Regions from separate parts of the Mus musculus genome. Here regions 2, 3, 4, 5 and 6 are each linked to region 1. The links are chromatin loops, found by intact Hi-C in ENCODE. Cell type or tissue: heart. All regions are shown on one strand. Each heading gives the region's core, and the rest is flanking DNA. Links, peaks and the distances in the headings are about the cores only. Region 1 overlaps Pex14 (peroxisomal biogenesis factor 14). Region 2 holds the start of Casz1 (castor zinc finger 1). Region 3 has its middle 43 kb from the start of Gm32897. Region 4 overlaps Gm32897 (a long non-coding RNA gene). Region 5 holds the start of Cenps (centromere protein S). Region 6 has its middle 40 kb from the start of Gm572.

Region 1 (4,987 bases), core at 710-4,709:
TGAGCAGATGTGCAAACTGAATCTCACCACTTACTTCAAATAACCAGAAACCAGGTGACTGGAAGGAAGTCTCAGGTAAGCCAAGCCCTGTCAGCATCCCAGCAGGACTAGACCCAAGCTGCCCTGTGCAGCCATTCATTCTGAGTTGGAAACCAGGGCTTCGCATACGCTGAACGAGTGCTCTGCCTCTGAGTGAGCGGCCCGTGTACAGACTTCCCCCCACGTATTTCTAAGGTGACCTTGAACGCACGAGCTTCAGCTTCTTTAGTGTGGGATTACAAGTGTGCGCCATGTGCCCAGCTGCCCTCATTCTTAAAAACTTCCACTGTCTCGAAAAAAAAAAATTAACACTGCAACGAGTTAAAAATAAACACAACTTTACTATCATGTTCTTCGAGACCTAGCTCCAGACAGCCCAGAAACTATCCCCCAGTCCCCGCCCAAGCACCGTCCTCCTCCTCTGCATGCGGGCCCTCTCAGACTCACAGCCAGGCAATTCTGCACCAAATTATACATAACCTCGTGGCGCTTCCTCAAATTACATACAATGTTCCCTTTCCGCTAATTGTCTCATGTATACAAACGCCTTTTCTTCCCCAAATAAAACACACGAATTACTTAAAAAAACGAGGCTTGTTTGATTCTGTAATGGTCTATTCTCCGGTGCGGGTGCGGTGCTGCGGTTAAGCATCCAGGAAGCAGCCAGCACACTGAGCCTGAACAGCCTCCCTCCCTGATGAAGGAGCGGAGCACTGAATGCTTCCAAACCACACCCCTGTGCACTGAGCTGTGGGCCTGAGCTGTGCCCACTGCCTCACCAGCACCCTAGGATGCTCATCTAGGCAGTCGCCGGTCCACAGCTGCCAAGAGCTATCTTGGTGCTCGACCTGTGCCCCTGGCCTGCCCCACAAGCCAGCGTTCTATGGGCTCCTTTGCCGGCACCCTCCTGCCACCACTCCCGAGAGAAAGGAGTTGTTCACACAAGACCATACAACTCGGCTGGTGCCCTCATTTAATCAGGCTGCTGCAAATGGCTGGCCAAAAGCAATAAGGGCATGACTGAGAGACTGTGGGAGTTTAATATAAAAAAATTAATAAAAAAGGAGGGGGGAAGGAGAAAGGGTCTACCTTTTAATAGGGCCCTAATTACCCAACTCACAGGATCAGCCCAAATGAGATGGGAGTTTATTTCGGGTTTTTTTTTAATTATTGTTTTTTTTTATATATATATAAATTGCTGCTATGTGTTTTCTTTCCTCTGAGCAATTATGCAGTAAGTACGTAAAGAGGAGAAAAAATATTAATTAAATATAAGGTAATTGTAGAGTTGGCCTGGAGAGAATGAGTCTGAACTCTGGACGATCACAGGCTACCAGGGTTTGAAGACTGCTCAGGGGCTCCCAGAAAAGAAAGAAATAGCATAACCAGGCAGTAGGCAGATGCGCGGTACAGCGGAAGGAGCCACATTCAGAGTCCTACACAGCACAGGCCTGCAGGGCTCCCCGCACCCAGGCGTCAGGCAGCATCAGAGACTCCACGCTTCCACAGAGCTTTTCCAGTTGTGCCCCCAAAAGACAGCCTGGCCTCATGTTGAGGATGGAAAGCCAAATCAGGAAGTTTCAAAAGAGCCCGCAGCAGTAAGGGATAGAAACGGACTGCTGTGTTCAGTCTGGACTTCAGTGTAAGTCACAGCTTCTCTCTGAAAGGCTTGGAGGCAGGCCACAGAGCAAGCTCACAGGCCTGGAAGAACAGAGCATCTTCTGAAGAGCCAGGCAAAACTACAGAGTGGAGAGAGGTACCACAGACATGCTGGGATGAGCCCATCGCTGGGGACAGAGGTGACATGAGTAACAGCACCACTCCCCTGGAGACGTCTGGGAGGTACTTGGGTCCTCTGGGCCCATCTGCAGCCAGATCTATCTCGCCCTCTGCCTAGAAAGCCTTAGAACCTGCTAGAACCTGGCCCTGTTCACCGCAGCCAAGGGCTTCACGCCACCCTCTCCAGCTCGGCCGGGGAAGAGTGAAGAAAGCAGGAGACTGCCCGGGCTACGGAAACAAAGCCTGGGCAGATCGCCCCACGCTCACCGCTACCACCACTCCAAGTCAGGAAAGTCTTGGCAACGTTAAACCCAATGCTGGCGCGCCCCTAAAACTGAGCTGGTTTGCACAGAACCGGTCTTACTACCCAGCCCACAGGACTGACATCAAGTCCTGAAATGCCAAACAGTGAAAACAGGGCAGGCAGGCAGGCAGGCAGGGACTCTGGTTCAGACCACTCTGCAAACAGAGTTCCTTAGCTGAGAGCAGTGGTGTTTGTCCTCTACCTGCTGCGCTTGTGAAGCTGTGCCCGGAGAACTGTTGTGAGCAGGAAGCCAGCCTAGGCCACATAGTGAGTGCAAGGACAAACTGAGCTCCAGAGGGTGGCCCTCCTTGTTTAGAAAGAGAAAAGGTCCTTCAACCCTCAGTAGGTTTCTTTCCTATCAAGAATCTACAATACCATGGGTGCCACCCATCACAGACAGAACCACAGACCAAGCAACCCCAGAACCCTTCCTCTTACCTGGTCCTTAAAGGGCACCTCACCCCACCCCACCCCGGGTGCTTCACTGAGAAGCAAAGACTAGCTACTTCAGGTTTCTGACAGTGTGAAGCTGACAAGCAGCAACCTTGCTGTCACCTAGTCCTACTAGCAGCAGCAAACAAAGTGCCATGTGACTGTAGAGATGGGTGCTCCAAGAGGTCTTGTCACTCCCTCCTGATAAGCAGAAGTCACAAGCCAGAGGTCAGGGGCAAGGGTCACCAGGTCCTGCCTCCAAGCATGCAGGCCGCTGATTCGAGGCGCAGCCATAGGCTCCTCCAGGTCTTTCATACTTACCAGTGGCTCTCGGGGCACCACATTTTCACTTCCTGGAGGAGAGCTTGGCTGCAAAGAAAAACAGAAACAAAAGTAAGATCACAGTGCCACCTCATGGACATCAGAAAAACAGGCAGTGCACCCAGGTCGGTTCTGTTCTCCACGGGCTCCTGCAGCAGGAGCTGCGAGTCTCAGTCTGCAGACTGTTTCTGGGTTCACAGCCATAGCCCCTCATGAACAGGGCTGGTTTTTTCTCAGGAGGACCAAGGATCAGATGCAATCAGGAAGGATGTGGACCATGACAAAAAAGGCCAGAAAAAGGCCTAAGAATGGTCTACATGCTTTTCTACCACTGTCACAGATAGACTGAACTACAGAGAGAGCAAAAGTGTAGAACAAAAGGCAGCCACAGGGGGGCATCGGCAACCCACACTAAGGGGTTTTCTCTCATTGCAGCCAAGTGCCACTTTCTTTGGATTGTTTCGCTTCTGTGACAGTGTCTCCATGTAGCCCAAGCTGGCCTCCAACTCACCGTATCACTAAGTGTAACCTTAAAGCCCTGGTCCTCTTGTCTCAGCTTCCCCAGCGCTGGGATCAAAGAAATGCACCCCACCACTACTGCCCCCAGCCTACGGCACTGGCTACAGCACTGCCCATCACTAACAACCTGCTCTGGGTTAAGAAATAATCTGGTGTCAGGCTGAGAAATAAACAGAGCAGCCTATGAGCAAGCAATAGCACTGTGACCTGCCGGCCAGGCTCCCATCTGTTTCCTTCTGGGCCACAGCCTTTCTCATACCTTCAACCCTATACTGAACTAGCTAAAATTCAGAGCAAGAATAGGGTGCTAAAGCAAGACACAAATCTCCAGAAGGATGAGACAAGCGGCCGGCCTGAGTTGTGGTTAGTTTTTTACTGTTACTGACATTAAAGTCAATTTTCTACAGACAACACCCGGACAAGGGCAGCTAATGTGTATCCCAGGAGCCGGCCACCATTCTGCCTCCCAGCTAGTTCAGATGGCCTGTGCCAGCCTCCTATGAAGAGGGCAGAAGCTGAGAGAGGAAAGAGTCTAGAGAAGGTTCCTAAAGACCGCCTTACCGCACAGCTGCCTGCCACCACACACTTTATCCAGAGTTCTAGCCTATGAGCTCCACCACCCCAGAGCAGAAGGCCAGGCAGCTTGAAACTATAACTGGAGGTCAGTCCTCATACCTAGTGACCTTTCTCTCCCTGTGCCACCCTCCAGGCCTCCTTCCTGCCTCCCCTTAGATTTTCAAGTCTTAGCACAGACTGCCCTGACTGCCATGGATGCCTGCCCTCCAGTAACTGCTGGAAGGTCTTCAAGAGCTCCCTCCCTTACTCCCAAAGTACCCCTCATCTCCTCCTGCCCATCATCTCTCCTACGTAGCCATGGAGTCAACCCTCCACCTCTCTTTATCTCTGCTGCCATCACTTTGGTACAAGCTTCCAGCATCACTTGCCTGGACCACGGCAAATGCTTTCTAATCAGCTTACCTGGTCTCGTGCTGGCTCTCTTCCAATTCACTTTCCACAACACAAAACCCAAATCATTTGTAAAGGGCAACTCGATCATCTCCCTTACTTACTCATCCACGCCCATAAGCATCATCAATAGCTCCTTACTGTTCTCATAAGACAAGAACAAGTCCTCAGCGCGGTCTTGGAATCCTCCCATCTATTCTAAGCACATGTCAAGACTCTACTGCCTAACTCCCAAGCCCATCCGTAACAGACACTCTGGCTTCTGCTGTCTCTGAGGAGGGGCTTTGCACAAGCTGTTCCTTCCTCCTCTCCCAGACACTTCAGCATCATTCAGAGCCAGCTAAGGCATACACTCATACACAAGTAAACACAAACTTTAAACTTTTGTTTTTTGAGACGGGGTTTGTCTGTATAGACAGTAGCCTGGCTGACCTGGAACTAGCTCAGTAAACCAGGCTGGCCTTGAACTCCAGATCCACCTGCCTTTGCACAATAAAAGCATGCGCTAGAACGCCTGCCTTAAACTTTTTTTTTTTTAAATAAGGAAGCTCAATGTGCAGTAAAGTTTGTAATTCCAGGACTCCGGAGGCTACAGCGGGAGCTTATGAATCATAGGCCAGCCCTACA
Region 2 (4,987 bases), core at 516-4,515, 270 kb before region 1:
ATGCCACCCACTCGCCCGTTCGGCCGCGGAGAATTCCATAATCACAGCGGGCGAGAGCGGAGACTGGGAGCGAAAAATCCGGGATCCGGCAACTTCGGTCGCGCATGCGCGCCCGCGGCGCTCCATCCCAAACACACACACATTTTTCCCCGGACTTGGAAAGTCACCCAAAGCCGCCCCAAGTGCAGGTAAGAGACTCGGCGCTCCTTCCACCGCGGCCCCTTCAAGCCCTCCACCTCTGCGGGCCTATTGGGGCGCCTCCAGGTTTCACCCTTGTCCCGGTGCAGTTCACTACCCCCGGGGTTGCCGCTTGCAGCTGGGAGCGGGCGAACGAGCGAACGACCGAGCCAGCCAGCCTGCGAGCGGCGGCTGCCACCCAACTCCGGCTGTACGGGAGGTAGGGGGCACAGAGGGCTGGCACCCCGGCGCGGGGCGGCGCGGCGCCCGCAGTGACCAGGGGAATGCCCGGCGAGCCGCTCCAGTGGAGGGAGGGCTGCAGCTCCTGGGGGTCACTTACTCCAACTGAGGGGTCGGCGGGGTAGGGGAGAAGAGGGGGAGGTGCCAGGCACGAGTACAGGACTTTGCAACTAGGGTGGGGGCGCTTTCCGCGCAGTGGGCTGGGGGCGCAGGTGCTTGCCAATACTGGGTGATCGTTCCTTCTCCCACGCCCCCTCCTGCTGCAGGGGGGTCGTGAGCTGTCTGGAGGAGAGAAGGAGGCAGGGGTGAGGGGCTCCTGGGGTGACTTTGCAAGACTTTGCCCAAGGGAAGGGGTGGGTGGGGATCTCCTCTAGCCGGCTCTTGTGCCCCGACACCGGGGTGTATGTTCTGCCAGCAGAGGTAGGCAGTGTTCGCGTAGGCGCAGGGTGCCAAGGGGAGCTCCGGGTGGGAAAATGAAGGCAAGAGGGTTCTGGGATCTGGGGAGCGGCGCCCCCTTTTCTATCTGTGCCTGGGAAGTTTATCTCAAGTGCGCCGCTCCAAGCGCGGCAAGTGGCGCTTCTTACTCTTTCCCCCTACCCCCGAGTCCCCCCCCGGGCTCCGGCTCGCAACGCTGGGTACTGGCTCCGACCGCTCTGCTGTCGGCTGAAGCTCGCCCTGGATCTGGGGAAAAGTTCCGGGGGAGTTGTGGCGGCTACTGTGTGCGCGGAGAGAGAAGTTGCGCCCGGGGACTTGGGACGCTGGGTTGGCAGGCCCGATTGCGGGTGGAGCGGTGAGCTCCGGCGCCGGAGGTGGGGGCTCTCTCTAGGGATAGGAGAGGATTGGACGGGGTCTGTGACCCTAGGTGGGCTGAGGAGGACCTCGGGGGTTTAGCGTGTGGAGAGGACATGGGGCTGAAATCGGCTCCTGGCAGAGGACAGGAGCATGTAGGGGCACAGGGGACAGTGAAGGGGAGATGACTGGGCCACCAGGACTCTTGGGTCGACCTTCACTATACAGGAGCGTCAAGTGGTAACTGACGGAGTGGGACTCTGAGGGGTGCGCGGGAATCAGGGGACCCTGCCAGACAGACCCTCAGCCGTGGACCTCCCGGGACAGGGGGCTGAGTCGTGCGCCCGGGGTGAGCCGGCCGGGCGGAGCGGCGGCCGGTTTATTTTTACTCGGTGGCATTTGCAGAATGTGCAGCTGATGACCGTCGGCCGCCAGGAAGTTTTGCTTTCTGTTCTTTCTCTCTCTTTTCGAAGCCAGCGCGACCCGGAGCGGGAGAAGCCGGGGAGCAAGGCCTGGGAGGGGAGGGGGCGGCCTCCTAGGGTGGAGAGATTCGACCAGGGGAGCACTGGGGCTGCGGGCGGGGGTGCCCGGGCGCGGGCGGGCGCTGGGCGGCCGAGAAGCGGTTGAGCGAATGTCTGTCCCCAGCGTTTGGACTCTACTCTGAGAGGGGAACAGGTGTATGCGCCGTCAATCACAGCGGGAGGGACACTTTGGGGGCGTAGATTAAGATCATAATAATAGATTTTTCTCTAGGGGGTGGGCACAGATTCTTCTTCCAAGTCTTCCCCGACCGGGGTCCCCGAGCTGGGGGAGGAGAGGAGTGAGGCCAGGGACCGCTTCTCCCCGCAGACAAGTTTCTCCAGATTCAGCTTCGGCTTGCGAAGCCGGCCTGGGTGCGGCGAGGACCTCCATCCAGTCACGCTGGGAAGGGTGAAGATGTAGATGCCTGGGTGGAAGATGTGTTCCAGCAGGGATAATACCCCTCCTCCGAGCTGGAGCTCCCCTAAACCTGGCAGAATGTTGGGGAGACTGAGCGTGTACGTCGCTTCTCCAAAGGAGTGTGGGGGGCGCGGCCCTCGGTGTGTGTATCTGTCCAGCTAACGCTTAATACAGTCACAGAGGTTGGGGGTGGGATGGGGTAAAGTAGTCTCCGGACAAAGTTGGTAAATTTAGGCCGCCTCCAAGCTGGTATGGGCGCGCGGTGAGAGCGCACAAGGGAACTGGAAAACAGATCGTCTGGTAACGTTGGTGACCACCCCCCCCCCCCCGCCCAGAGCGCGCGCGCGTACACACACACACACACACACACACACACACACACACACACACACACACACACACACACACACACACACACACGCCGCCATGCTAAAGGGAGCTGTCCCGGCTGAGCAGGAGCAGCTGCGCCAGGCGTGGGGCGGGGGATAGTTGGTCCCCCGGGGCTGCGCCCTGACTGCACTCCACGTGCCCGGAGGGGGCGCTGGGCAGATCCGCGCCCAAGCGCAAAGCTCTTAGCTTGAGCCCCAGTGGCGGCCGAGCGGTGCGTCCCGGGCGGTCCTTGCACCCCGCACTGTATCGCGCAATTGGAACCACTTTCACACTTCCCAAACTTTGGCTTTTTGTGCTTCGCCCCTCACTGCAACTCCCAGACCCTTTCCTGGACCGAGAAGGGGAATTTTCTTCCACCTCTGGCAGCGTCCAGCGTCAGTCTTCACGGAACCTAGCGTATCCGAAAGACACCCCCTCACCCCATCTTGTTAGCCACCTTAGAGGCGGTTAACGAGGGTTTATGGGGAATATTGTTGAACTTCAGTAATCAGGTTTCCAGCGATCTTATGCCTCCTGTTTAATTTATTAGACTAGTTATTTATTCTGTTGATGATAATCTGTTGCTGGTTTCTATGGAGATGTTAAACTGATCTCTTTCAGAAATCAAACTCCATATGCACTAAAACGTTTAAAGAGCCAGTGCCTCCCTCTTCCCCTCCGCCTTGCCCTTTTTGTTTTATTTTGTTTTTAGACTTTGCACCTTCGTGTCTTGCTCTGAGTATCAACTCATTTTATTTCCTTCTGACGAAGGAAAGGAGCCCGGGGGACTCCCGCTTCGTGGCAAGTACAGCTTATTATGGCTAACAGAAAGAGAAGGCTTTGATCCCCAAGTTGCGTCACCATTTAAAGCAGGATCATCTCACCACCGAGCCCTCCCCCCCCCCATCATAGAAGAGCAAAATTCTTTCAAGATCAAAGGGGCCAATCTGAAAAAAAAAAAACTATTGTTTAAAAAAATAGGAAAGTCTGTTACATAGGCGCCTCCCCCTTTATATCTGCTCCCCTTGTGCTTAATGATTTTTTTTGAATAAGAAAAACAAAACGCAACCCATCTCTCATTCTTATTAATAGTTTATCTTGCCCCCCCCTTAATTTAAAAAGAAGTTCAAAGTTAGATTTCTCTGCCTGTGGGGGTTGAGGTATATTTACTTTCTTTGAGATCCTGACCATCTGTTTTTGGGAATTTCGCCTCTGGGAAGAAGGAAAAGGTTTTCAGTCAAAGCTAATAGGATACTGCAATTTTCCCTCTTTTGGGAAGTTGTCACCCCAAAATTTTAACTCCTAGCTTTTTTCTTGCTTTTTGAGAGTATTACTGACCTGTGGTTGGTGTTTAAAAGTATATCAACTTTTTCTCCTTCTCAGTTTAGGGTGTGTGTGTGTGTGTGTGTGTGTGTGTGTGTGTGTGGTGGTCATGGTTAGGGGGAGTCAGTGAATTAAGAAAATAAGGCAGAAAAAAAAACCATCTTGATTGGTGACATCCTGAAAAAAAAATGCAAACCTTCTCTAGCTCCAATATTTATCACGCTGACAGATATGATACAAAGCGATTGCATTTCGTAATGATCCTTAGGGACTAAGTTGTAGGTAAAACCATTTAATGCATTTTTAATATTAAAATAAGACCCAGGCTCCATTTTCTTGGAGGTAGGGGGAATGGAGGTCCCCTACAGAGTTTGTGCTTTTGGAATAGGCTGGTTAGCTTTTTCAACTGCAGCCCCCCCTTACATTTCCATTTACTTTGGGGGGGGGCATGAACCACACACAGGGCATTTGACTTTCATAAATAAATTTATATCTGGCCAGAAGGCCCAATACTAAATAAGAGCTCACTTAAAAAAAAAAAAAAAAAACACCAAGACTTTACCCCTGCTAGGAGAAAACAAACAAGCAATACATGCCCCCCCCCCCAAGTCTTATTTTGCAGGCGGGTGGAGCCCTTGTTGCTTTTCAGCTCACGGGAGAGGGGAGGGGGAAGCCAACCCTGCTATTTCCCTCTTTGCTATATTTTAAATTTTTGTTTGATTTGGATTGCAAACAGAGCAGAGGCTTAGGGGTAAAAAGAGCACTGTGGCTTTAAACTCAGGAGTTTGCATATTCTCCTTGTATCTTTCCCCTTTGCTAATTATTGTGTTGTTTTCAGAGCAAATATGTCATATCCATGGCGACCGGGCAGGTTTATTGTCTTTCTGAAGCAATAGCTCACATAAGTAATTAATGACTTTCTTTTTTTTCCTCTGGCTTAGGTTAAACAGATCATTCAAGGAAAGTCATCTCTCTCTCTCTCTCTCTCTCTCTCTCTCTCTCTCCTCTCTCTTGTTTGTCTTTTTTTCTTTTTTCTTTTTTTTTTTTAAAGCTCAGTAACATAAGAACATGAGTTAGAACAAGAAAATACTTTTAGCTAAAAAGTCAACAGTTTATTTTGCTCAGCTTTTTTCCTTTAGAAGCTGAAATG
Region 3 (4,987 bases), core at 600-4,599, 370 kb before region 1:
AGGCAGTGAAATAGCAACTGTCCTCCTCTTTCCCAGGACTCTGTCCTGACCACCTTAGATCTTTCTCCTCTCCCATGCCCTCAGCTTTAAAGCCTCCAGTCATTGAATTATGTTAATTTGCCTGTTATCTTTCCCCACCAGGCTGTGAGCCCCCCTTCCCCCCCAGGGAACCTCCCAAGGGTCTTTGCTTCCAGCCTGGCCATTCTGGTTACATAGGGAGCGCTCAGGGAATGTGTTTCACTTCAGGGGACTCAGAGGCCATACCTGGAGTGTGGGTGGGGCCACCTCCCTGCCGTTACTGTAGGGACTTCTGTGAATGTCCGGCCTGATCTGGACTCAGTTTCTTCCTGTGAGAGTGCTGAGGAGGAGATGGCCAAGGAGCCTACAACTCATTTGTTCAGGGGTCATCTGAGGGAGTGAGACACTTTCCATCCCCAGACTGACCACACAGGTAATTCCACCTTGCTCCTCCGTGCCTTTATCTGGAGGTTGGTGACATCTGACAATCTGTCTCCTTGGCTTCTTCCCTCATGTGTGGAATAGACACAGCAATCAAGCAGCCACCATGGGGAATGGACAGAAGGGACTCCCAGAGGTGACTGACACTTGATGCATAGACCACACTCCCTGAATATGGCCTCCAACATAGGTGCCAAGTGATATAGGCCAAGTACCCTGCAGGGGTGATTAGCACTGTCGCTGCTGGTCAGGGAAGGGGCCGTGACTCAGAAAGGTTACTTGACTTGCTTATGACTACATAGCCATGAAGCTATAGTGCTGGAGCCCAAAAACCAGATCTGTTTGACCCAAGGTCCTCTTCCTACCCAATAGATGCTCCGACACACACAGGCCTGGGCTAGGGGTGTAAGAGCAGATAGCTTTGTACAGAGAGCTAGTCACAGGCTGTCCACTGTTGTTGTTGTTGGTGGTGGTGGTGGTAGTGGTGGTGGTGGTGGTGTGTGTGCGTTTCTGGGCATGGATGCCAGAGATCACCTTCTGGTACATTCTTCTGTCCACTTTGTTTTTTTGAGACAGAGCCTTTCAGTGGGATCTGTAGCTCACTAATTAGGCTAAGCTCGAACACACATAAACACACAGACACACAATAAACACACAGACACACATAAATACTCAGGCACAGACATCCACACAGACACTCAGCCAGTGTCCCGAAGTCCACGCCTCACCACCTGCCCACCATGCTTGGCTTTTGTATTGGGGTGCTAGAACTCAAACTCAAGTCTTCATGCTTGCAAATCGAGCATTTTACTAATTAAGCTTTCTTCCTATCCACAGCCTATAATTTTGTGGCAGAAGAGAGAGATGCCAGTCTCCCTGCATTCTGTTCCACACCTCATGTCAGAACAGACCCCCCCCCTCGTCCCAGACCTCAGGGATGAACCCACAAAGGGCTCACTGACTCCAGAAGACTCCTGATCCTACCCTGTGCACAGGCTCAAAGCTCTCTCACCCCAGCTCTGACAGGCAGAAAAGAGGTAACCCTGCCAGGCGGGGGGTGGGCTTAGAGGAGTCGGTAGCTGACATTTTCCCCCTATAATGACAGCCCTAGCTGTTGGTGGCAATGACAGCCCTTGTTGGGGCCCTGCACACCCACATTCAGGCATGGGAGCACCGCCCTACTCCTGGCATCCCATGCCCCCAGACTTGAAGACACAGCCATGCTCAGAGGTACATGTGTCAATGCAGCTTGTCATCTGTGCACCCCCAGACACATAGCTTTATATAGCCAGACACTGTACCCTTTCGAGGCTCAACCCTGAGCTCCTGAGATGTGTGTCCTTCTGTGCCTGTGCATGTGCGTGTGTAATGAGGATGTGCGTGTATGTGTGTAATGAGGAAGACATGGTGGGGTCTGGAGAAGCTCCCTCTCTTGCTGAATCTCCTGGGAGCTGATGTCATTTATTCCCAGGGACAAGCCTGGGAGAGCATAGCTCTTTTCATTTTAGCCATGGCCAAACAGAGACCTGGAGAACTTTAGTTGTTCCACTAGAGTCATACGATGGGCAAGTGCAGCTGGCAGAAGCTTACAACCCGAGGCTGTAACCACCAGGCTTTACTGCAGCTGTGGGGAAGGCTCACGCCACCCTGTCTGTCACAATCTCCTCTTCCTGTCTGCCCCAGGCTCTGCCCCTCAGCACTTTTCTTGGGGCTCCTATGAACACGCCGACATTCCTGTTGTTTCTCTGCCTTCTCATCTCTCATCTACCCTCCTCCCCATTTGCCATTTACACATACATTCATACACACACAGACACAGACATACACACAAACACATACAGACACTGACACACATGAATACACAGACACACATAAACACACAGACACACATAAACACTCAGGCACAGACATCCACACAGACACACAAAGATACACACACAGACAGATGCATACATATCCATATACAAATAGACACAGACACACATAAACACACAGACACACACACAAACAAAGACACACACAGATACACACACAGACAAACATGCAGCACACAGATACACACACATACACACAGATACACACAAGCTGTAGATACACTACAGCACACATGCACATACCATGTCTGGCACACAGGAGGGACCAGGAAGGACTCTAGGAACAGGCCATCCAGCCTTCCACTGTTTTGGGTCTGAGGAGGAGGCGGTTGTTACTGTAAGAGGTGGGGTGGGGAGAGCTGTGCTCTCCTTCAGGCCTCCATGCTGGGTCTCCCTGTCTGGTGGAGTGCTTGCTGGTGTCCAAGCTGGGGAGGGCATGGCAGCTTCTGACTTGAACACAGAGCACACACAGAGCATTCTGGAGGTGGTCACGCCCTGTTTCATATCCAAGATGGCTTCTACATGGGTAGAAGGACTTTGCAGGTGCACGCTAGCCTCCAACAAAGCCAGACTCTCAGCCCTAACTTAATTCTCCTGTGTGTGTCCTGACCCAGACCCAGTTTCCCACCTACCTGGTCAGGCCAGTCCGTGTCCACACCCACCACTAGGTGGCACCAAGTGCCCTTAAACTGAAGGGTAAGCTACCCCAGAGGGCTAGGGTGGGATAGGGACTGGCCCTAGCACCCTCTCTGGTGGCTCTGCCCCAATATCCCCTACCTTGAGTGCCATGGAAGGCCCTCAGAGTACAGTACTATAGGCTTTCCCTGTTGCCCTTGCAGATCAAGACGTTGTTCTTGTCCCCAATTTACAGATCAGGAAACTGAGGTTCAGGCAGGTACCGTAGTAGATCTGAAAGCCACACAGCTTCCATTTCCTGACTGCTCTCCCCAAAGGGTCAGAGGTCAGGGGTTGAACCCTAGAGCTGTTCCACAGTGCTGAGAGAAGCCTTTCAGGGGAGGAGAGAAACTGGATCGAAGGGTTTCAGTGGCCTGAGAGGAGGGGAGTCCAGGGCGGTAAGCTGGTGGGAGGGAGGGGTGGTGGAAGTCTCCAGGCCCTTCTCTGAGGTGAGGCCCAAGAAAATCAGAAGAGTAGGGAATGGTGGGATGAGGGGAGGGATTCCCGACACCAAACATCTGGGAAGGCTTGAGAGAAGTAAGTCGCCAGATGTTACAAGTCATGCTGGGCAGATGGCGGAGGCCCTGCCTTCACGCACACGGTCTCTGGTGGGCTGGATCCATACAGGGAGGTGGGGACATCTGTCTCTAGAGGGGAGGTGGAGTGTCCAAACACGGGAAGAGGGGCTGGCTCTGGGTTCCTTGGGGAGGCAGGATATGCCACAGCCCCAGAAGTTCCCAAGACTCACATACATCCCATCTGTTACCTGCAATGACAGCCAAAGGGACCATGTGGCCCATCCACCTTTCTCCACAAAGAACACACTGTACAGACTGTGCAGGGGCCAGGAGCTGGAGACACCACGGTAACCAGGAACAACTGGCCCCGTCTTCTTTCATCTTTATTTAGGGCAAACGAGTGATAAACAAGTAAATAAAAAAAGGGTATAGACAGGTGTCAACAGGTAACCCAGGAAGCCTTCCTGGAGGATTTGCCATGACGGGGCCACATATGACTTTCCGGTAGAGGAACTGGGCAGTCACTCCAGCTGTCAGGTGGGAGTGAACTCAGTGGACTGAAGGGTTACAAGGATGGTCACAGAGGCTGCTACCAAGTGTGTGAGGGCATGGCCGGGCTGAAGAGGACCCTGCCAGGCACAGCTTGTCTCCGAGAGGACTGGGTAGCTTTATGTTGGCGTGAAGGGGAAGAGAAATGTGTTTTGGAAGATGACACACGAGGAAGCTGCCAGGGATGGAGCAGAGAGACTACCTCAGGGACCCAAGTGCGGGGGTGGGAGGGGGTGGTGGTGGTGCTGCCTAAAGACCTTCAAGTCCCTAGCTAGCTCAGTCACCAAACTAGGGCTCTGGAACTCTACGCTAGCTTCTCTCCCTGGTCACATCGCTTACTTCTGTGTGACCCAGAGTAAGTTACTGTCATTCTCTGAACCCCAACTGTCAGAGGCTGCCTGGCTCCTTCCCTCCCTAAGTGAGGTTGGATCTGAGAGCAAGCCTGAACTAAAGGGAGACTGGACATCAAGGATCCAAGAGTTCCTCAGAGAACAGATCCCCTGACCCAGGAGGAGCCAGGAAAGGGACAGTATTGTGGCTGAAGCTCTGAGTGCCTCAGTCCTCTAGATCTGGGGCTCCCAGCTCTGCCATCTCTTTCTCAGAGGCCGCACCCCCCCCCCCAACACACACAGTGTCCCTTCCTTCGCCTTTTCCCCCATCTTCTTTTTAGAATAAAAACGCCGGCCGCTTGCGGCTCGCCGATGTTTATGCCTCAGTAATACATTATGTATTATTTTGTTTTAAGCGCAGCTTTTGCATCCTGACAGTAACAATAAAATGTGACTATGGGATTGCTAACACAGACAGACTAATGTTTCCATCGCCTGCCTCTTTTTTTTGCGTCCTAAGCACTTTTGAAAAGCTCCTTTTATATTCCTAATAAAATTATAGCAAAATACATCGATTTACTGG
Region 4 (4,987 bases), core at 386-4,385, 330 kb before region 1:
CGGGCTGATGACCAGGCAGCCAACAGGAGTCAGGGACCACAGTGGGCTTCGAGCTTTGCTGTGTCCTTTTGCCTTGCTCCAGAGCGAATGTTATACGAATCACTCCGACTCCTGCTCCCAAAGGACATTCCTGTACCCGCAGCGACGAGCTCACCCCCTGTGATCTCCCACCAGTGGCCCAGGGACAGTGGTGGGCAGATATCCAGCTGTTCCAGGGACAACGTGGGTGTGTGCTCTGCGGGTCCCTGGAGGTCCCTAGAGATTCCCAGACCTCTTCACTGACACTCAATGCTTTTGCTGCCCAACGCTCTCATTGCTTCCCTTGGGGTCTCGCTCAAGTGAAATACCCCCAAATCTTTAGATTGCTTTCGGGAAAACTCCAAACCTGAAAAAAAATAAAGTTACTAAAAAAAAAAAAAAAGCCAGACACACACCTTTGTGTCTCAGAACCCTCTCCAGGAGGCCAGTTAGCCTGGTGCCTCTCTGCGAGCCCTATGAGGTTGAGAGAACTTGGATTGCAAACATAGTTGCTCTGGGGTGGGGGTAGCATTTGGAAGGCAGAGGCAGGCATATCTCTGAGTTCCAGGCCAGCCTAGTCTACAGAGCAAGTTTCAGGGCAGCCAGGACTACAGAGAAACCCTGTTTGTTGGTTTGTTTCGGGGTGGTGGTGGTGGGTGGGCAGGGAAAGTTACTGTATTCTGGAAAGCAAGTTGTCTGTAAACCTGGGCAAGAATTATCTCAGCAGAGCCCGGAGTCACTGCACAGCCCACCTGAGGCCCCTGTGGCCCTCAACACCCTGCTTTTTCATTCCCGTCAACATCTCAGATGAGGCAACCGAGCAGAGCAGAAGCAAGCGTGTAATCCAGGCCACACCTGAAAGATTCTAAGTCCAAGGTTTCTAAATGGTTGTCACACGTTATCATCGAGCTGGCCGTCGTTCCTTGAGAGGTAATTTGGGACCCTGTGTGTGTTTCCTGTGGGTCCCATTTGCACACTTGCCGTCATCAGTCTGGCTGTCTCCCCCCACCCCCTACCCCAAAGCAACAGTGTTTGCAACCCACGTTCCCTCAGCCTCGAAGGGCTTGCAGAGAGGCTCCAAGCTGGCTGACCTCTTGGCGAGTGGTTCTAGGACACAGACTGTCTGGGTAGAAGAGTGGAGTTCTGTTCTGCCCCAAGTGTCTCTGCTCATCCCAGCTTCAGGCTGAGGGGAGAGTGAAGCTCCGTTCACACCTGAGCAGTGTGGTATGGAGCCGGGGAGTCTGCCTTTCTGTGCCTCAAGTCTCTCATCTGCTTATGGTTCTGATTTGCAGAGTCGCTGAGACTATGTGTCCCAGGTCAACATAGCACCCAGCCACCCACTTAGATCCATGCTCCCAACCACTATGTCACCCCTTCCTTCTAGGTTACTAAGGTTGGGCCTTGGATCAGGCGAAAGCGACAGTAATTGGAGTAGATGAACTGTCAATAGAAAGGCCACAGCGGGGGTGGGGTGGTGGGGGGTGGTGGTGGTGGTGGTGGTGGAGAAATGGCTCAGTGGTTAAGAGCATTGACTGCTCTTCCAAAGGTCCTGAGTTCAAATCTCAGCAACCACATGGTGGCTCACAAACATCCATAATGAGATCTGATGCCCCTTCCTGAGGTGTCTGAAGACAGCTACAGTGTACTTAAATATAATAAATAAATAAATAAATAAATAAATAAAATCTTTAAAAAAAAAAAGAAAGGCCACAGGGATGTGAGGGCGGCTGTAAGGGACACATGGGCACTTGGCTTCCTTAAGTACCTTCCTGTTAGGAGATGGTGGCCAGCCCAGAGAGCAAGTGACCACACCAGGGGTCCTAGGGATAACAGGCATGTTGCAACATATGCTAGGGGAAAGGGACTTTCTCTTGATCATCATCCTCCAAAGGGTGATTTTTATTTATTTATTTTTATTGTATGTATATGAGTGTTTTGCCTGCGTATTAGTGTGTATGTCACGTGGATGCCTGATGCCTGAGGAGGCCAGAAGAGGGCATAGGATCTCTGGAACTGCAGTTACAAATGGTTATGAGCTGTGGGTGCTGTGAGTCTAACCCAGGTCCTCTGTAAGAGCAGCGAGTGTTCTTAACCCTGAGCCACCTATCTCTTCAGAGCATCTCCCCATCCCCTTTGCAAGGAGAGGTAGGGTTTCAACGATGTAGACCAGGTAGACCTCGAATTCATGAGATCCTCCTTCTCTGCCTCCAAATGCACACCCAGCTGCATCTTCTTAACAACAACAACAACAACAACAACAAAAAACCTTTGTATTTTTTACTCTTCAAAGGATTGGATTTCATTATGACATTTTCATGCCTATATATTATTGTACTGTGCTCCACCCCTCCCCCACACCTCAGACTTATAAATATTCCACAGCAACTTGGAAGTACTTGTGAAACTGCTTGCACTCCTTTGAATTAAGACCCTGCGTTGTCCAGGCTTGCCCTTCCTGGAGGCTGCACTGCAGGCTTAGCCCAAGCCCAGGTTCAGAGGCCCTGGAGGTGCCAGGCTTCCCCATTCTGCCCCACCGCACACATGGATCTCACGCTTGGCATGTTCCCCGATTCTGGTAGCCTCGCTTCCTGATCAGTCTTGGGGTTTCTGGAGCGAGGAGGGTGTGCGTGGGGCGCGAAGTTTCCGGGCTGCAGGATCTGCTGCGTGGGGGCCCGTTTGGGCCGGGTCGCGCGCTGCCCGCGACCGCCGGTAGGGGGCGCCTTAGTCATGCATTATTCATCGGCAGCCCGCGTCGCTCGCCTTCCCCCGCGCGGGCTGCGGGCTGCGCGGAGGAGCGGGAGCGCGGAGCCTTCACAATATTGTGGCAGCTTCGCGAATGACGGCTGCGGGGAGGCGGGGGGCGCAGCCTCAGGCGGCGGCGGGGGCGCGGGCGCGGGCGGGGAGCGGTCCCGGATGGGGGCGAGGAGGGGCTGGTTCAGGGTGAGGGCAGAGCCTGCAGCATCCGTCTGTACGTCCAGGCATCCTCTTTTCCTTCCATCAAGTCAGCCAGCACTAGGGAACATCTGGCCGGGGCGGGCGAGGTGTAGGGGACGCGATGGTGAATAAGGTAGGCCTGGTCCCTGTCCTTTCAAAACTTCATCTCCAAGTGGTCAGGGAGACACATTTAAAAGCAAGCAGATAATTCAGATAGTCCCAGGTAAGCGTGCACTGTATAAGCGAGCGCCACGGGCATGGTGGACCGGGAGAGAGCTTCTGAGAGGCGGTGACAGTGTGCAAAGATGAACCTGACTTTGAACATTCCAACCTCTGGCCTTTCTCCCTGTCTCCCTCAAGGCCTCACGGAAATCAGCTCCTCTCACCCTCAGTCACCCAAGAAGTCAGGAGGGTTTTGATGAGACCTGGATGGGGGCACGAATCCAAACTATGGGGTCCCTGCCTAGCCACCCTCTGGGATCAACCCGGGATGGCAGGAGCCCGAGTCATCTCAGCTCTCAAAGCTCCCACCTCTTACTCTGCTCCAGGAGAGGAGTTGGGAGGGAGACACGGAGGGCGTGGGCTCAGGGTCACCAGCAGCATCAGGTTTCCTTTCACTTGTACAAAGACTCGTTGACGCCTGAGCACGTCAATACCCTTAATGACAGGGAAAGGAGCTGGGACTCCAGACCGGTGCCCCCACTCCGCCTCCCCCTCCCCTGCTCTCCCCTCTGGGCCCATCTTCTTCCTCTTCTGTGCCTTCTCTCTCCTATCTGTCCCCCTCTGTCTCCTGTCTGTCCTTCCTCTCCTTTCTCTTTTGGCCCTCTGTCTAGTCCTGATGTCTTGCTTGCCTTCTCTCTCCTCTCCTCTCCTCTCCTCTCCTCTCCTCTCCTCTCCTCTCCTCTCCTCTCCTCTCCTCTCCTCTCCTCTCCTCTCCTCTCCTCTCCTCTCCTCTCCTCTCCTCTCCTCTCCTCTCCTCTCCTCTCCTCTCCTCTCCTCTCCTCTCCTCTCCTCTCCTCTGACTCCTTTCTTTCTCCTTCCCCAGTCCCCACAGCAACTGTACACACGCTAACTCACACCCTGCAGCTTCAGACCCCAGCTAGACTCTGACTCCTCTGTCCCTCCAGACCCCTTGAGATGCCGCTGGCCTCCTGGAGGCAGGGCCTATGTGATGGTGGCACCTGAGCAGAGGTCGCTCAGCTTTTGTCCTGCGACCTCTGCCCCAAAGGCTCACGGGTAGCAGTCCTTGCACTGCCCCGGGGCATGCTGGGGGATGTAAATGGCAAGTTTGGGGTGGGGCTAGGCTGAAGAGGAGAGTTTGAGGAGGATTTTCTGTTTTGTATTTTTTATGACCATATATAATTTCGCGTTTCTCCCCTCAGCCTCTGCCTCCTTGGCTCCCAGATGTGTCCCACATTGAAGAATTATCTCTCCTCCCTAGAGTGAAATAAATGCAATCAATATGAGTATTGCTCTCAGGGCCTTGAAATATTACATTAATGTTCCATGTGGTGACATTTTAGCTGGAATTTTCAAATACATTATGATGGTTCAAATTAATATTTATCAGAGCAGCTTTTATATTTTGCAAAAGAGAGAGAGAGAGAGAGAGAGGGAGAGAGAGAGAGGGAGAGAGGGAGAGAGGGAGAAAAGGAAAGACAGAGAGAGCATTATTAAAATACAAAATGCAGATGAAGTCTAAAATCGATGGTTCATTTTCCAGCACTTTCCAGGGGCTGTCTTTAGCTTTCTGGGTTTGTTTTAAAATTTATTGGTGTTCCAGGCAAATCTATTGGGCTCGCAGAACCCCCTGGCCAGCCTCCCCTCTCCATCCCCTTTAGCAGGCTATGGGTCTCTTCCTTTTCTGCCTTTCCCTCTTTATTATCCTGAAATGTAAATTACGACATTAGCCCAGTCCTTATTTTTTTTTTAAACTCTCCGATGATTAAATCTGCTACACGACATCTTTGTCCTTTCTATAAATTAAATCATCTTGGCTTTGCACCTCCAGCTCAGGGCGGATGCCACACGGGTG
Region 5 (4,987 bases), core at 595-4,594, 61 kb after region 1:
AGCTACAGTGTACTCATATACATGAAATAAATAATTCTTTGAAATAAATAAATTAAATGAAAGCAAGACTTCCAGACATGGTGGCACACGCCTTAGATCCCAGAGTGTGGGAGGCAGAGGCAGGTGGATCTCTGTGATTTCCAGGCTAGCCAGGGCTACCTAGTAAGACAAGACTGTCAAAAAAAGTGTGTGTGGCAAGATGGGTTATGGCTATTGCTGCAGTGCCTGACAACTGACCCTTAAAAGCTGACCTGACAGCAGCCTCACCAAAATAAATAAATAAAATATAAATAAGTAAATAATAATAATTTAACTATAGTCTATGCTCTCCATTACACCTTTGCTCTTAATGGACTCTTCAAAACCGTCAGTGTCAAAAACAAAAAAGATCAGGGTGGTGGTGACACAAGCCTTTAATCCGAGCACTAGAGAGGCAGAGGCAGTCGGGTTTCTGAATTTGAGGCCAGCCTGATCTATAGAGTGAGTTCCAAAACATCCAGGACTACATAGAAGATCTCTATCTTGGAAAAATAAAACAAAACAAACAAACAAAAAAGGAAACAAAGTTCAACAACGGGGCTGGAGAGATGGCTTAGTGGTTAAGAGCACTGACTGCTCTACCAGAGGTCCTGAGTTCAATTCCCAGCAACCACATGGTGGCTCACAACCATCTGTAATGGGATCTGATGCCCTCTTCTGGTGTGTCTGAAGAGAATGACAGTGTACTCACATACATTAAATAAATCAATAAATATTAAAAAAAATAAAGTTCAACAACTAGCCGGGCGTGGTGGCTCACGCCTTTAACCCCAACACCTTGGGAGGCAGAGGCAGGAGGATTTCTGAATTCAAGGCCAGCCTGGTCTACAGAGTGAGTTCTAGGACAGCCAGAGCTACACAGAGAAACCCTGTCTGGAAAAAACAAAAACAAACAAAGTTCAACAACTGAACACACTTGTGAAATGTAACAATCGATCAGAAGGGTGTAAGAGAACAGAGAACCTTCCTCCTCTGCAGAAGACAAATATGCCACCCTGAACTTGACTTGTGTTCTCATCTTATTTTATTTTCTAGACAGGGTCTCCGTGTAACACTGGTTGGCCTGGAACTCACTCTGCAGACCAGGTTGCCTCCCAGAAATCTGCGCTCAGTGGCCCGTGCCAGGCTTCATCTGAACTCAGAGCCTCCAGCAGGCTAAAACGGCTTAGCCACACTCCCTAAGGAGGGTCAGGGCTCTACAACTGAAATGAGAGCCTGAGAATTGCGCTTGCTACAGAGAGCAGATGAGCAGTGGCTCCCTGCTTTCCCAAGGATGCCATCCTTTAACTCAGTTCCTCGTGTAGTAAAATTGTTTTACTATTTAATTTTAATACATAAACCACAGAATTATTTCATTGCTACTTCATAACTGTAACTTTGTGAATCTCTGTTGTGAATCATAATTATCAGATAGGCAGGATATCTAATTGGGGTCTCAACCCACAGGTTGAGGACCACTGAAATGAAAGCAAGCTGCCAAGTGAAAACAGATGATGGCCGCTTGGGTGCTCACAGCTGGGCTCTAGCGATGGTTCTAAAGGTTCTGAATTTCTTTTTTTTTTTTTTTAAGATTTATTTATTTATTATATGTAAGTACACTGTAGCTGTCTTCAGACACTCCAGAAGAGGGAGTCAGATCTTGTTACAGATGGTTGTGAGCCACCATGTGGTTGCTGGGATTTGAACTCCTGACCTTCAGAAGAGCAGTTGGGTGCTCTTACCCACTGAGCCATCTCTCCAGCCCAGGTTCTGAATTTCTTAAAACAGGAGTGCAGGGCAGACAGCCGATGGGACGCAGATACCTAAGGAAGCAACCCCCAACCCTGAGCTCACAATCATTCCCAGCTGAGATGGCAGCTCTGATTCATCAAACAACTGAATATTGGCTCTGACACCACCCCGTGCAGTAGTTATCCGTATTCCGACTTTGCAAAGGAGAAAACTATATTTGGGCCACGACTAACTGACTAGAGGACCCGAAATCACAACCGACGCCAGAGGGTGGGTTCTAGGGCAGCCTGCCAGGGGCTGACTCCGGGCTCTGCAGCATAGAATAGACAACGTTTCCCAGGTCCTAGTGAACTGCTCAGGTCTCACTATGTAAACCAGGCTAGCCTCAAGCTCACACACACCGCTCGCTCTGACTCCTGAAATTAAAGGCCTGAGCCCCACGCACTGTCCTCGCTTGTTCCTGAGACAGGGTCTCTCTAGGTACTTAACTGATCTAAAACTCGTAATCCTCCTGCCTCAGCCCCTGAATTAGTCTGTGTGTCTCTCCTGCATCTCTCTCACCCTCACACGCGCTATCCCCAGCCTCTTTTGTTGTTTTGTTTTGTTTTGTTGTTTTTGTTTTGTTTTGTTGTTTTTGTTTTGTTTTTCGAGACAGGGTTTCTCAGTGTAGCCTTAGCTGTCCTGGAACTCACTCTGTAGACCAATTGAGAGATGTGCCTGCCTCAGTCTGGGATTAAGGACTTGCGCCGCCACCACCGGGCGGGCCCTCCTTTAAGACAGGGCCTCCCGTAATCCCGGTTGGCCTCGAACTCGGTATATCGCTGAAAATGACTCTAAACTGGCTTCTGCCTCCACCCTAAGCCTCTCGCTTCCACACACACCCCGCTCCGTGCTGGGGTCACAGTCGTTCACCACCAAGCCCGGTAGGTGCGGTGCTGGGACTCGAACCCATAGATTCCCTCATGCTGGGCAAACGCTCCTCCAAGCCCCATCGTCTCTCTGTAGCGCCCACACCCGACCCTCACAGCGCCGGGACACCCGGACTCTGGCGAGCTGGACGCAGGCTCGGCGGACCGCACCCCCTCCTTGCAGCCGAGCGACGCATGCGCACACGCGGAGGCCGGCTAGGGACTCGGGGCCTTTCCCTCTCCCAGGACCTCACGTCCTGCCCTTGCTGGGACCCCATTTATTTTATACCTGCCGGTGAGAGAACTCCTGCGGCTCCTCAGCCTCCACCTCCTCCATCACTGCGGACAACCCCGGTCGGCGCGCCACTGTCGGCTCAGACTTTCCCGCGCTACCTCTGCGACGGGCGGCGCCGAGGGTCAAAGCGCGAAGCGCCTCCTTCCTGTCCCGCGCGCGCCCCCTGGCGACAGCTCGCGGAAGGGTCTTAGCGTTGGTGTGACCCGGGGTTCAAGCATCTGTAAGAACGTGCGTGAGATGGCTCACTGGTTAGCAGTCACTGAGAGCACCGGCCAGACGCACCACCCACATCAGGTGGCTCACTAAACACGTGTAATTCCATCTCTAAGGGACACAATGTTCTCTCTTGGTCTCTCTTGGTACCCGCATGCAGATGCACACACAAATACACACATATGCATAATAAATATATAAGTAAATAAAAGTGTTTAAGTAAAAAATATATATATGTTGGGCCTGGTGATGCACCCTTTTAATCCCAGCACTCTTGAGTCATAGGCCAGTGGATCTCTGTGAGTTCCAGACCAGCCAGGGCTACATAGTGAAACTTGCCTTAAAATTAAAAAACAAAACAAAACAAAAAAAGCAAGAGTGTATAGCCCACAATTAACAGATGATAAAGCACTTGGCTGGCAAGATAGCTTTGTGAAAGCCAGGCATGGTGGCACATGCCTTTAATCCTAGCACTTGGGAGGCAGAGGCAGGCGAATTTCTGAGTTCGAGGCCAGCCTGGTCTACAAAGTGAGTTCCAGGACAGCCAGAGCTATACAGAGAAACCCTGTCTCGGAAAGAAAGAAAGAGAAAGAAGAAAGAGAGAGAAGAAAGAGAGAGAAGAAAGAGAGAGAAAAAAGATCGTTTTGTGGGTCAAAACACATTGCCCTGCAAGCCTGGGGCCCTGAGGCCCTGAGTTTGATTCCCAGAACTGACTCCAGAAAGTTGTTTTCTTACATCCACTGTGTGCTCACACTCACACAAACCAATAGCCAGTTGATGTAAGTTATGGAAGGCAGCGCCTTCTATGGTGAACCATTCACACACACAACCTCGTGCAAGGAACCTTGGATTTTTATGGCTCTTCCACCAGCACCAAATCAGTGATCAGTGAGATCACTGCTCAAACGCTATCCCCTCAGAGCGAGTGGTTCACGTTACCAGGGACAAGAGTGGCTGCTTCTCCATTATGTCAAGCTATACAGCGAGAGGCTCTGAGGTGGCTCTGCAATAATAACAGCTGCCGTTCCTGCAGACCAGGATTTGGTTCATGGCACCCACATGGTGGTTCACACCTGTCTATGATTACTGTTTCCAGGAGTCAGTGCTCTCTTCTGATCTCCAAGAGCCCAATTCATGCACGCAGGCAAAACACTCAGACATTAAAAAAAGGATCTGTAGAGAGGTCTGCCTGGCCCCGAAATGGCTGTAGCCAATGCCTACCAGCTATTTCATATTATCGCTGTAATTTGCCTGCCAGTCATTGACACAGAAAAATAACTTGGGGCTGGAGAGATGACTCAGAGGTCAACCATCTGTAATGAGATCTGACACCCTCTTCTGGAGTGTCTGAAGACAGCTACAGTGTACTTACGTATATAATAAATAAATCTTTAAAAAAGAAAGAAAGAGCCAGGTGGTGGTGGCGCACTCCTTTAATCCCAGCACTTGAGAGGCAGGCAGATTTCTGAGTTCGAGGCCGGCCTGGTCTACACAGTGAGTTCCAGGACAGCCAGGGCTACACAGAAAAACCCTGTCTCAAAAATTCAAAAAAAAAAAAAAAAAAAAAAAAGAAAGAGAGAAAGAGAGAAAGAAAAAAAATAACTCAAAGCAGGGTCATGCTGATCATCTAAACTGTTACATTCTGTGTGAGGTCTGTTAATCCTTTTTTTTTTTTTTCAAGACAGGGTTTCTCTGTATAGTCCTGGCTGTCCTGGAACTCACTTTGTAGACCAGGCTGTCCTGGAACTCAGAAATCCACCTGCCTCTCCCTCCCAAGTGCTGGGATTAAAGGTGTGCACCA
Region 6 (4,987 bases), core at 482-4,481, 390 kb before region 1:
TAAGCAGGACCACCCCTTTGAGGAAGAAAGAAACGATTGTTTCCATTTTATGGATGCAGAAACTGAGGCTCACAGCCTGATCCAAGGTCACATAGATAGCTGGAAAATAGTAACTCAAGGTCTTCATATTCTTAGGCAAGGAATCCTTCCAGCACACCTTGAGTCTTCAGAATTCCTTTAGACCAAAGAAACAAACCCAGGTCCTATTGGCCAGGAAGGAGATCTGCCTTCCAGCTTTCTGCCCAATTTCCAGTTGCAATCACAAGAGAGAGCATCCAGGAAGCATAAATTTTGCCTGGCAGTTGAGTAAGAGCTCTGAAAGGAGTTACACGTCAGGGAGATGGGACTTTATTTCTCAATGAAATAGCCTTTTTATGGCTGGAATAAAAGTGCCAGGGGAGCCTAATGCCAGGAAGCAGAAAGCACATTTGATAAACTCCTCCAGCCAGGGCGGGGCTGCATGGGAACTCACCGCAGAGTTCCCCACGACACCAGTGCATGCTTCTCTGTAGATCCGAGTCCTGCCTGGGAGAGATCTTGGTTAAAGGTGGTGGTGGGGTCGTGGGCGGCGGTCCTCGTGGCCCTTCTAGATGGAGAATGGCTGACACTGGACCCCAGAGCCTGAAGCTGGGTCTCCAGTTAAAAGTGGAGCTGCAATGTAAAGAGCAGCCAGCAGGGGGCAGCATAACACACTGTTCCAGCCTGACCTGGGGCTGCTACAAGGGTTGGGGGCTTAGGGGTGGGGGGGCCTCTGGGGTACAACCCTCAGAAGAGGTCAGCGGTAACTCTCTCCCTAGGAAGTCTTCCTCCTCCTTTCAGCTTTTCTCTTCAGCCTTTTCCTATCAAAGAACAGTTCCCCATAAGGTGGGGTAGGGTTTCCCTCCCCTGTCTTGCCCACTCTCTGGCTGTCTTCTTAAGCTTCGACAAGTTTATCTTTGGACTTGACTAACCCATTGATTTCCTCCCAATGGGGTCTTTCAGATAGTCTTAGTGTAACTACGTGCAAATGGGCAGAGTTTGTAGGTTTTGGGGGCACCACCTTCATAGTCCCGGGGCGGCGGTGGGGAGGGTGGGGGCGCGAGAAAATCCTGAAGGGCAAAGGCAGCAGGGAAATCTCCTTTCTGAGTGTGTGTGATTGGCAGGTTTACGGCCTCAGGAAGGTGCGTGGTATTCCGCACAATCAAGTCATTTTTAAAAATAATCTCCCTGCTTAGGTCGAACATGCTGCTAATTGCATTTTAATAAGTCTCTTAAAATCTTGCCATATTTTTTAATATCCTAATATTAGGTAAGTGATTGCGGGGGACACTGGAGGGCACGGGGAGTTTATGTAACAGAGGGAGGACTCTAGAGAAGCTGGGGGCTGGGGGTGGCTGCCAAGTGGCCTGTGGTGTGTGTCCCAGAAGGGTGTCTGCATTTATGTGTGTGTGGAATACAGGGGGCATGAGTGCGTGTCCGCCCAGAGTGTATCCGGGGTATGCATCCTCAAAACTGGCAGTGCTTGAGTGTCTTTCTTTGGCCACTAAATCAAGAATCTACGAAGGAGGCAGATTGAGCCCCCCCAAACTGGAGCACCAGAGTCTGAAAAGACCCCTGACCAGCTTGTCTTTCCCAAGACCAACCCCCCTGGGCTAAGAGAGGGGCCACTTAGCGAGACAGAGAACCCAAGCCGCAGGCTTGTGAGGCCAGCCCCAGACTCTGGCTGTGCCAGCAGGACCTAGCATCCCAGACTACTGCTCTAACTCTGCCCTGCTCAATAATGTGAGAAGCACTGGTGGGCAGTTCCCCTGGGGAGCTCCCCACACACCTGGCATTTTTCGCTGACCGCTTTCCCCTAAGTGGCCCTATAGGGTGGGTTGGAGTGGACTCAGCTGAGAAATGGCAGAGATGACGATTGAATCTACCGTCAGCTCCTGTGGTTAGTGGAGACAGATTCACTGACTCTCTCTCTCTCTCTCTCTCTCTCACACACACACACACACACACACACACATACACACACACACACACACACACACGTAAGCATGCACATATATGTGCGTGAATGCAGGTGTCGGTGGAGGCCAGAGGCATCAGATAAACTGGATGTGGAGTTAAAGCAGTAAGCTATAAGGCACCTGCTGTGGGTGCTAGGGATTGAACTTGGGTCCTTTGGGAGACCAACCTGTGAGCTCTTAACCACTGTGCCATCTCTTTAGGTTCCCCTCCTTTTTACTGACCTGAGCCATCTCCACAGCCCCTGGCAGAGAGGCTCATCCTGTCTGGTCAGGAGGGTGAGCTGGGGCTCCAGGGACTTCCTGCACAGCCAAGCATCCAGGCCTCTGGACACCAAGTGAGACAGCAGAGGAGACTGGCAGAAGCTGGGGAGCTGGCCTGGCCATAGCATGACCCCTGAACTGCCTGTTACTACAGACCAGGCTCCTCAGACCAAAGTCCATGTCTACCCTACTCAGTCTCTGGAAGTCAGAGGCCTGGAAGGATTCTGCTGGGGTCACGGGGCCAAGCCTATCAGCTATTCTTTGGACTAGTGGGGGTTCCTGGATGCCTCTACTGGCCCTGGCCATCCTCCTGCCTCCTCCTCCTTATCCACACCACCAGCCCGGGTGGGAGGCACATGTTGAGCGATCTTCTGAACAGGAAGTCAGCGTCCAGGTCGGCCCGAGTCCCTTTTCATGTGGTTTCTTTAATCCCCCGGGCTGGGTTTCAGAAGCGTTTTATAGTTTCAGTTTTACAAAGCTACGCTCCCTTTAATGTTAGCGTGTTCAAGAGGTGGGGGGAGAGGGCTTCAGTCAAAACATGTGTGCTCTACACCAGCCAGCTGCGGGGCCATGCAGCCCAGGGAGGAGAGCCGGCAATATGGCCTCCAGGCTCCTAACGTGGGGCCTGGATGGATGGGGAATGCCATCCACTGGCCTCTCTCGCAAGCTCATGCTTACCTGTTCCTGGTCCTCACCATGGTCGGTGGTGCCAGAATCCCAACTTCCTTCCCATCTGGTGCTTCATTTGGGCAGGAGGATGCTGGCTTTTGCTTTCACACCTGGGTCTTACCCACCAACATACTGGGTGGCTATTCACTTAGTGTCTTCCCCTTACATAGACACGACCTAAGCAGATATAGCCAGGAAATGGTTCGTTTGACATGTCAGTTATATCTGAATGGTCTACACACATATACACACACACACACACACCTCAAATATATAACTTTATTTTCTTTTTTTTTTTTCCGGGACAGGGTTTCCCTGGCTGTTCTGGAATTCACTTTGTAAACCAAGCTGGTTTCGAACATCAACCACATAGATCCGCCTGCCTCTGCCTCTCAAGTTCTGGGATTAAAGGTGTGGGCCACCACACCTGGCACAAATATATATAACTTTTAAATGAAAAGAAAAATGTAAAATTATACCATTGCCATGCATGTTCCGGGGAAGTCAGGACAAATATGCCTCCTTCTCTGGAAAAGAATTTTTTTTTTTTTTTTAGGTTTTCAAGACAGGGTTTCTCTGTGTAGCCCTGGCTGTCCTGGAACTCACTCTGTAGACCAGGCTGGCCTCGAACTCAGAAATCCGCCTGCCTTGCCTCCTTAGTGTTAGGATTATAGGCATGCATAACCACTGCCTGGCTTAAATTCGACCTTTAAAAAATTACATTTATTTATTTATTTGTTGCAGGGAGGGGAGCATGTGTGTGCCATGGCACAGAAGCAGAGGCCATCTTGCAGGAGTCAGGTCTCTCTTTCCATCAGGTGGGACCCAAGGAGTCATGACATCAGCCTTGGAGGCAAGTACCTGTACCCTCTGAGCCATCCCCCACCCCCACCCCCCACCCCCCGCCTGAAGGAGACAGTCTAGCCTTTGACACTGCGTCGTCGTCATCATCGTCGTCGTCGAGGGTTGTGCAATATGATTTTGTGTTGGGGCTCCATCTGAAGTAATCCTGGGGTGTATGAAGCCCTGTGCATTTGCCACATCTGGTAGAGGCATCTATCTTGGGAGGATGTCAAGTGTGTTCCCTACCTGCAGGGTCTATCTGCAAGGCTACCGCTCTTCTTCCTGGGCTAACCCTGAGTACAGGGAGGAGAAGGACCAGGCTTCCTGGAAGTGAATTGGGTGGAGAGAACAGACTTCGGAGTTACCGAGTCCTGGCTTACATCCCTGTTGTGCTTTCTCCTCAGAGTGCTGCCATGGGTGAGTGTCAGTGTGCCTCGGGGCTTCGAGCCTTTGTCTTCCTACCTGTGGCATGGGAACAGCAACATGGGTGCAGAGACAGTGAAGAGAGAGAGAGAGCCAGTATCACCTTCTGGTTTGGAAGCCTGAGAGCCTCGTTCTGAGCCACTTTGTTTCTGACCCCAGCCTTTGCTTTGCTATGGGTCCTGCCTTCTCCACCAGAGGCAGGAAGAGCTGGCATGGAGCTGCTGGGCAGCACGGGCCCTGCTTCCCCACATCTAGTGTGCGGACAGAACTATGTTCCAGCCTGGGCTGGTGAGTAAAGCTCTGGTCTGCAGATGCTGTGCTCCTAACAAGGCACACCCTTTCACCCTTGCTGGCCCCAGAGTTCTATGGACATTCCATGGTCTCCAGCTGCTTATACCCAAGAGCCGTGGGCACAGTGTCTGCTCTCAGTTACCACCCTCAGTAGCCATGGCTGCCCACCGCTCCTCGCCTCCCTGATGGAGTCTTGGGGGTGCTGTTCTCGGAACTGGTTCCCTCTCCTGAGAGGCCATGGACAGTGGGTTCGGAAGGAATAATGACAGCGGTGGATGATATGGCCAAACACTTCCAGTGTGACGGACAGAGCCGAGCCCTTGCCTTGACACATTTCCTTGTCTGCCTTGTGTCACTCACACGGGGGTGGGGGTAGGGGTGAGGGTAGGGATGGGGGTGGGAAATCGAGGGCAGTGCCTGGCACAGGGTAAGCCCTCAAGAAGATTTGCTAGGACTGGAGTGATGCTTCCCGCAGTCTAACGAGCATGGGGACCTGAGTTCAA

The links. A loop is a pair of places that touch in the nucleus more often than their neighbours do. Peaks named below come from ENCODE experiments on the same cell type or tissue, not always from the same donor. Only the 100,000 strongest peaks of a DNase experiment are listed, where the experiment ranks them.
Region 2: it touches region 1 in a loop (2.1-fold over the local background); 5 of 42 quality-filtered maps call a loop at or near these places.
Region 3: a loop joins it to region 1, with 4 times the contacts of the local background. A loop is called at or near these places in 21 of 42 quality-filtered maps.
Region 4: it touches region 1 in a loop (7-fold over the local background); 25 of 42 quality-filtered maps call a loop at or near these places.
Region 5: it touches region 1 in a loop (12-fold over the local background); 8 of 42 quality-filtered maps call a loop at or near these places.
Region 6: a loop joins it to region 1, with 9 times the contacts of the local background. A loop is called at or near these places in 11 of 42 quality-filtered maps.

What each region holds. Positions count from the first base shown.
Region 1 is chr4:149,073,145-149,078,131 of GRCm38, forward strand. It overlaps Pex14 (peroxisomal biogenesis factor 14), which reads right to left. Exons shown (of 9, transcript NM_019781.3): 2 at 2,876-2,923. Among named protein-coding and RNA genes, the nearest start is that of Gm46722, 22 kb to the right of the region's middle. In heart, for the core only: CTCF peaks have their summits at 3,012 (motif pointing left) and 3,222 (motif pointing right); a DNase peak (open chromatin) is centred at 2,917; H3K27ac peaks cover 1,037 bases.
Region 2 is chr4:148,804,327-148,809,313 of GRCm38, forward strand. It overlaps Casz1 (castor zinc finger 1), which reads left to right and starts at 66. Exons shown (of 21, transcript NM_001159344.1): 1 at 66-188. In heart, for the core only: a CTCF peak has its summit at 2,690 (motif pointing right); DNase peaks (open chromatin) are centred at 1,645, 1,845, 2,205, 2,640 and 1 weaker place; H3K4me3 peaks cover 2,950 bases; H3K27ac peaks cover 2,872 bases; H3K27me3 peaks cover 653 bases.
Region 3 is chr4:148,701,929-148,706,915 of GRCm38, forward strand. No RefSeq gene overlaps it. Among named protein-coding and RNA genes, the nearest start is that of Gm32897, 43 kb to the right of the region's middle. In heart, for the core only: a CTCF peak has its summit at 2,994 (motif pointing right); no DNase peak of the experiment used is centred there; H3K27me3 peaks cover 2,202 bases.
Region 4 is chr4:148,740,107-148,745,093 of GRCm38, forward strand. It overlaps Gm32897 (a long non-coding RNA gene), which reads right to left. Exons shown (of 3, transcript XR_390956.2): 3 at 4,797-4,987. Among named protein-coding and RNA genes, the nearest start is that of Gm32897, 4.8 kb to the right of the region's middle. In heart, for the core only: a CTCF peak has its summit at 2,704 (motif pointing right); a DNase peak (open chromatin) is centred at 2,705; H3K4me3 peaks cover 1,316 bases; H3K27ac peaks cover 1,836 bases; H3K27me3 peaks cover 734 bases.
Region 5 is chr4:149,134,509-149,139,495 of GRCm38, forward strand. It overlaps Cenps (centromere protein S), which reads right to left and starts at 3,092. Exons shown (of 5, transcript NM_027263.2): 1 at 2,968-3,092. The coding sequence starts at 3,015. In heart, for the core only: no CTCF peak of the experiment used is centred there; a DNase peak (open chromatin) is centred at 2,963; H3K4me3 peaks cover 1,359 bases; H3K27ac peaks cover 1,250 bases.
Region 6 is chr4:148,681,057-148,686,043 of GRCm38, forward strand. No RefSeq gene overlaps it. Among named protein-coding and RNA genes, the nearest start is that of Gm572, 40 kb to the left of the region's middle. In heart, for the core only: CTCF peaks have their summits at 668 (motif pointing right) and 878; a DNase peak (open chromatin) is centred at 645; H3K4me3 peaks cover 230 bases; H3K27ac peaks cover 980 bases; H3K27me3 peaks cover 530 bases.